2 separate regions of the Homo sapiens genome follow, and region 2 is linked to region 1. A link is a loop called in an ENCODE intact Hi-C map of the cell type or tissue named here. Cell type or tissue: heart right ventricle. All regions are shown on one strand. Each heading gives the region's core, and the rest is flanking DNA. Links, peaks and the distances in the headings are about the cores only.

Evidence for each region. Peaks named below come from ENCODE experiments on the same cell type or tissue, not always from the same donor. Only the 100,000 strongest peaks of a DNase experiment are listed, where the experiment ranks them.
Region 2: it touches region 1 in a loop (7-fold over the local background); 24 of 110 quality-filtered maps call a loop at or near these places.

The regions. Positions count from the first base shown.
Region 1 is chr7:57,478,921-57,481,844 of GRCh38, forward strand. No RefSeq gene overlaps it. Among named protein-coding and RNA genes, the nearest start is that of ZNF716, 30 kb to the left of the region's middle. In heart right ventricle, for the core only: a CTCF peak has its summit at 1,571 (motif pointing left); no DNase peak of the experiment used is centred there.
Region 2 is chr7:57,310,971-57,313,894 of GRCh38, forward strand. No RefSeq gene overlaps it. Among named protein-coding and RNA genes, the nearest start is that of MIR3147HG, 92 kb to the right of the region's middle. In heart right ventricle, for the core only: no CTCF peak of the experiment used is centred there; no DNase peak of the experiment used is centred there.

The DNA.
Region 1 (2,924 bases), core at 247-2,746:
CATTTTGTACTGCTCTTTACTACTCTAGTAACACTAGATAATAAGCACTTAAATGCTGAGTGTTTGTCAGTTTTAAAATTAGAGAAAGAGACAAATTGTTTTCTGATCTACTTGCTTAATAAATTATTTTTTGCCAACTAATTTTTAGGTTTACTTGGTAAATTTAAAGGTAGTTTAAAATGTATATTTAAATAACTTTTCTCTATAATTGAAGAAAATAATTTATCTTGAGAGAATTTTACTTTAAACAGTTGCTTTAGAGTCTATCTTGTAAAGTATTCTATTTTCAAATAAAGCCGGGTGCAGTGGCTCATGCCTGTAATCCCAGCACTTTGGGAGGCCGAGGCAGGCAGATTACCTGAGGTCGGGAGTTTGAGACCAGACTGACCAACAAGGAGAAACCCCATCTCTACTAAAAATACAAAATTAGCTGGGTATGGTGGCGCATGCTACCAGCTACTCGGGAGGCTGAGGCAGGAGAATCGCTTGAACCCAGGAGGTGGAAGTTGCGGTGAGCCGAGATGGCACCATTGCACTCTAACCGGGGCCACAAGAGCGAAACTCCGTCTCAAAAAAAAAAAAAAAAAGAAAGAAAAGAAAAGAAAGAATTATATTATTCTGAACAATGATAATTAACATATTTTATTATTGAGTGATAGGTTCACACTATTCATGATATCAAAAGTTTACTTACCAACATCACTAAGTAACCAAGCTGTGTGTAATTAAAAATAAATGCATATCTTTCCTGAAATTATAAGATATGAAGAATCATTTATTTCTCTGGCCCAATTTTTAAAGTTAAGTTTTACAAAAAAAAAATGTATTACTATAATATTTGGTTGACAAATCAAAATTGCATATTTATGGGGTACAGTGTAATGTTTTGATATGTGTATAAAATATGAAATAAGACAAGTTAACTAACACATCTATCACCTCACTTACCAATCATTTTTTGTGGTGAGACATTAAAACTTACTGTTAGTTATTTTGAAACATACATACATTATCATTGACTATAATCACCCTACTGTGCAATAGATCTCAAAACCTCTTTATTTTGTCTGTAAAACTGCATTCTTTTATCAACATCTGCCTCTGGTAAACAATTATTCCACATTCTGCTTTGTTATTAAAACTTTATTAGATTCTACATATAAATGAAATCATGCAGTACTTTTGTTTGTGTGCCTGGCTTATTGTACTTAGCAAAGTATCCTCTAAATGTATCCATATTTTTTCAATTGACAATATTTCCCCCCTTTTTAAGGCTACATGGGATCCATTGTGTATGCTATTATTCTAAATGTATACACCACATTTAGAATAAAATTGTAATTTAAATATATATTCATCTATTGGTTGGAAAACTCATGTAATGGAAAAATATTTGTGTGAAAGAATGTATTAACATAATGCAGCATATAAATATCTAGTTAATAATAGCTAATTTGTACTGAGCAATAACCATAACACTATACATGTGTTAATAAATTTTGTTTTCACAGTGATATGGTCTGGCTGTGTCCACACCCAAATCTCATTGTGAATTGTAGTTCCCATAATCTCTGTGTGTCATGGGAGACACCTGGTGGCAGGTAATTGAATCATGTGGTCAGTTACCCTCATTCTGTTCTCATGATAGTGAGTTCACATAAGATCTGATGGTTTTCTAAGGGGCTTTTCTCCCTTTTGCTCAGCACATTTTCTCTTCTTGTCACCATATGAAAAAGGACATATTTGTTTCCCCTTTCATTATGATTGTAAATCTCCTGAGGCCTTTCCAGCCATGCTGAATTGTGAGTCAAATTAACCTCTTTCCTTTGTAATTTACCTAGCCTTGGGTACATCCCTACAAAAATGTGAGAATGGACTAATAGACACAGTAACTTAATAACAAAGGTATTATTATTCTTAATTTACAAAGAAAAAAAACAGAGCTAGAGAGAGAAATAACCTGCTTACAATAGCAGAGCCAGTATTAAAACACAAGCAACTTTGACTCCGGAGATAATACTCTTGAATACAATAATAAAAACCATTTCAAACAGAAAAGAAGTTACCTTTAACATTCGTTCTTAAAAATTTAACAAAAATTTAAAATGGATACATTTGTATTGTTTTATATATATGTATGTGAATGTATAATATAAATGAGAACTATTTCATGTAAACCAGAAAATGTTAATAATTATTTTAATGAATAAAATTGAAAAGCAGTTCAATTAATTATTATTTGCAGATGATATCTTTGTTTACTTAGAAAGACAACAAAAGCAACTGAAAGGCGATTTTAGAAATCTATTCAGGTGGGTAGGCAAAATTCTCAGATGACCCTCAGGTTCCCACTTCCGTGCACACCTGCTGTGTAATCCTTTTCTCTTGAGTGTGAGAAAATGTGTGACTGTGGTGGGACATTATTCATGTAATTACGTTACTAATGTGTTGGCTTATTGTTTATCGTAAGAGAGATTATCTTTATTAGCCTTAATCAGAGGTGCTTTTAAGAGAAAGAGCATATCATAGAAAAACACCCCTGCTTCCCTGAAATTAATCAAACTTCTTGATAAGAGATGTCATAAGCTGTTTATCCTGGCCACATGGCAAGGGATATATTTATATATTGTCTCTATTTCTGCCTTCAACATGTTGCTTTCAGTAGAGAGAATAGGAGGATCTCATGGCAGAGAAAAAAGAAGGAATCTCATTTATGCAAGAAATAATCACCCCTCATCTGGGACAGCTTACGAAAAACAGAGACCAGAACATGACCACATCGATGGGAAACAAAGGCAACTTGGTTGCAAGGGCTCACTGGCATTATGAAGCAATGTCTACACAGCCGAAATAAATGATCAGCCTCTGGGATACCAGTAGTCTACCAACAAGGCTGTATTCATTCTCATTCTGATTAAATTAGC
Region 2 (2,924 bases), core at 297-2,796, 170 kb before region 1:
AGGCAGGTGAGGTGAGGTAACATATGCGAGTAGGGGCATGTGGCGAGGCCCTTTCTTTACAGATGCTGCGGTGTGACACGTGTTATGCTGCAGGGAAACACAGGGCTGTGGCGTTAGGCAGGGTTGCTAGCTCCATCTTGGGGTCTGGGGAGTGGGGGCATCCAGCATGTCTTGCCATGCCCAGAGTTAGGAAATGGGTTGCTTTGTTATTAGTCGCCACAACTTCCCCTGGTCAAGCTCACACCCTATCCCCACCTGGCACACATTGGTTTTCCAGCTCTTGCTTAACTTCTAAAGGGCAGCTCTTTCTCTGACCACCCTGCCACACCCCACCTACCCCACCCACTGCCCCAGTTTGTGGGAAAACTCTATGGAACAGAGAGGGCTTGCAGGTTCCTTCTCTAGATTCGTTGTTATTTTTTCCCATTTAAATTGAAACTGTGCTTATTAAAGAAGATTAGAAAAAAACACACATCAAACAAGAAAGAAAAAAAATTTTTGTCCCATCCTTCTAACAAAACCACACTAAACAGTCTGTTTCTTTCTTTCCCCCAAGCCAGGGTATTGGACTGTGTGTGTATGTGTGTGTGTGTGTGTTGCATAGTTGTAAATCATTACTGTTCCACTCTTTACTGTTGTGTTTTAAAAAATATTTCCATTACAGGTGATCCTTGACTTACAATGGTTCATTTTAGGATTTTTTGAGTTTATGATGATATGAAAGAGATAGGCATTTGGTAGAAATCATACTTTGAATTTTGAATTTTAATCTTTTATCAGGCTAGCAATACAGAGTACGATAATTTTACATGAAATATTCAACACTTTATTATAAAATAGGCTTTGTGTTAGATGATTTTACCCAATGTAGGCAAGTGTAAAGGTTTCAAGCACCTTTAAGGGAGGCTAGGCTAAGCTATGATGATGTTCAGTAGGTTGGCTGTGCTAAATGCAATTTTGACCAAATGATATTTTCAACTTACAGTGGGTTTATCAGGCCACAGCCCCATCCCAAGTCGAGTAGCATCTGAATTACCTAAGCCTTTCCCCTCATTGCTCATTTTCACAAGCATATTTGAATGGCTGCACTAATTTAGCATGCAAATGTGAAGTGAGCACCTGCTATGTTCTGTGGGAGAGAAAACAGGCATAATGGCAGAGCCAACATTTACTGAGTGCAAACTCGGTGCCAGATGTCATTCTAAGTACGTGTATTAAATTGCTTCTTCCTCACAACCACCCTGTGAGGTAGGTGCCATCACTATGCCCTTTTTCCAGATGAGAAAACTGAGGCCCAAGATTGCACAGCTAAGAGGCGGAGCTAGCATTTGAATCCAGCAGGGTCAGCCACAGGGCTGGGTTCTGGCCATGCTGGGCTACCTTGGGCCACCCACAAACAAGTAACCCCAATCCAGAGTGACTGAAGCAGGGATGAGGAATGTACAGGAGCATGTGATAGCCCCAAGACTATCCAGGGACATCAAGGAAGGCTTCCTGGAGGAGAAGGTGACATCTCAGCTGAGAGCTGAAGGACGAGTGGGAGGTGGGAGGTGAGGGCACTGCCAGCAGAGGGAGCAGCCATGCAGGGACCCCAGGTAGACATGGGCACCAAATGTTGCCAAGCTGGCACCACTGACCCTGCTGGTAGAGGTGGTCAGGGAAGATCATGCAGAGGCCATGGTCCCAGGAGCCCTGAGAAACCCTGGGAGGCCCCAAAGCATTTTAAGCTGGGACGAGGCATGACTGGGGAGGCTTTCCCCCTCCAGGCTGGGCAGTACCCCTGTTCTGCCCCCACAGCCGGGCCACTCTCCACTGTAGCCCCCTGCACCCTGGCCAGTTTTTGCCTGTTTATCCTCTCTCTTCCCACCTAAACTGAAGAAATTTCTAGAGGGTGGGAATCCGAACTGATTTGTTCACTTCTGTGGCCTAGATCAGAGCAGGGCAGTTACAATCCCCGGCCTCAGACGACTGAACATCACTCGGTGACTTTGTGTGGAGATGGTGCCAGTGCTGTCTGCCACGGCCTTGAAGGCAGGGCCCCTCCTGTGACCCTCGGCTCCTTGGGGCTCCACGGGATGTGTCTTCAGGTTTGCCAGGACTTTGCTCCAACTTGCCCGTGGTGTCCTGTTTGGTTTAGGAGAGGCCCCAGTAAATACTGAACCCATGTTGTGCCTCTTGGTGCTGTTCTCGAAGGCCAAGAGAAGTGGGTCTGTGTGGGGCCAGCTTCCCGCTTCCTTCTGGTTCCCAAACTCATCTGGAGCCCAACACAATTCAGCTTCCTCCTCCAGCCACATCACCTGCTCCCACAGCTGGAGACGGGAGAGACTTGGGACTGTGGCCCCTCCTGCGCTGGGGCTGAGGGCCTCAGGTTCACTGTTTGCCCCCAGCCCCCTCAGCCAAGCCTGCTATCTTTTCATCTCAGACACTTCAGAGTTCAGGCCAAGAAGCCAAAGTCAATTTTGAAAAAGTCCTTAAAAGGCCAAGACACAAACACCAGCAAGGGTGGGGTGGGCTGAAGGGGTGAAGATGAGGTTGGGGAGGGGTAAACTCTCGGGCCACTTCACCAGATTCAAAAGGACTCAGTGATTTTCCTGTGCCCAAAGGTGCATGCAAGGACCATCACCAAATCACTGCCTGCAGAAGCGAAAGACTGGAGCTGCCCGAGGTGTCCATCAGTGTTCTACGGTTTTTAAAAAGAATGACTGTAGTCGCAGCTACTCAGGAGGTTGAAGTGGGAGGATTGCTTGAACCTGGGAGTTAGAGGCTGCAGTGATCTAAGACTGTGCCACTGCACTCCAGCCTGTGTGACAGACCAAAACCCCGTCTCAAAAAAAAAAAAAAAAAGAAAAAGAAAAAGAAAAAGAAAAAGAAAAAGGGGCCAGATGCAGTGGCTCATGCCAGTAATCCCAGCACTTTGGGAGGCG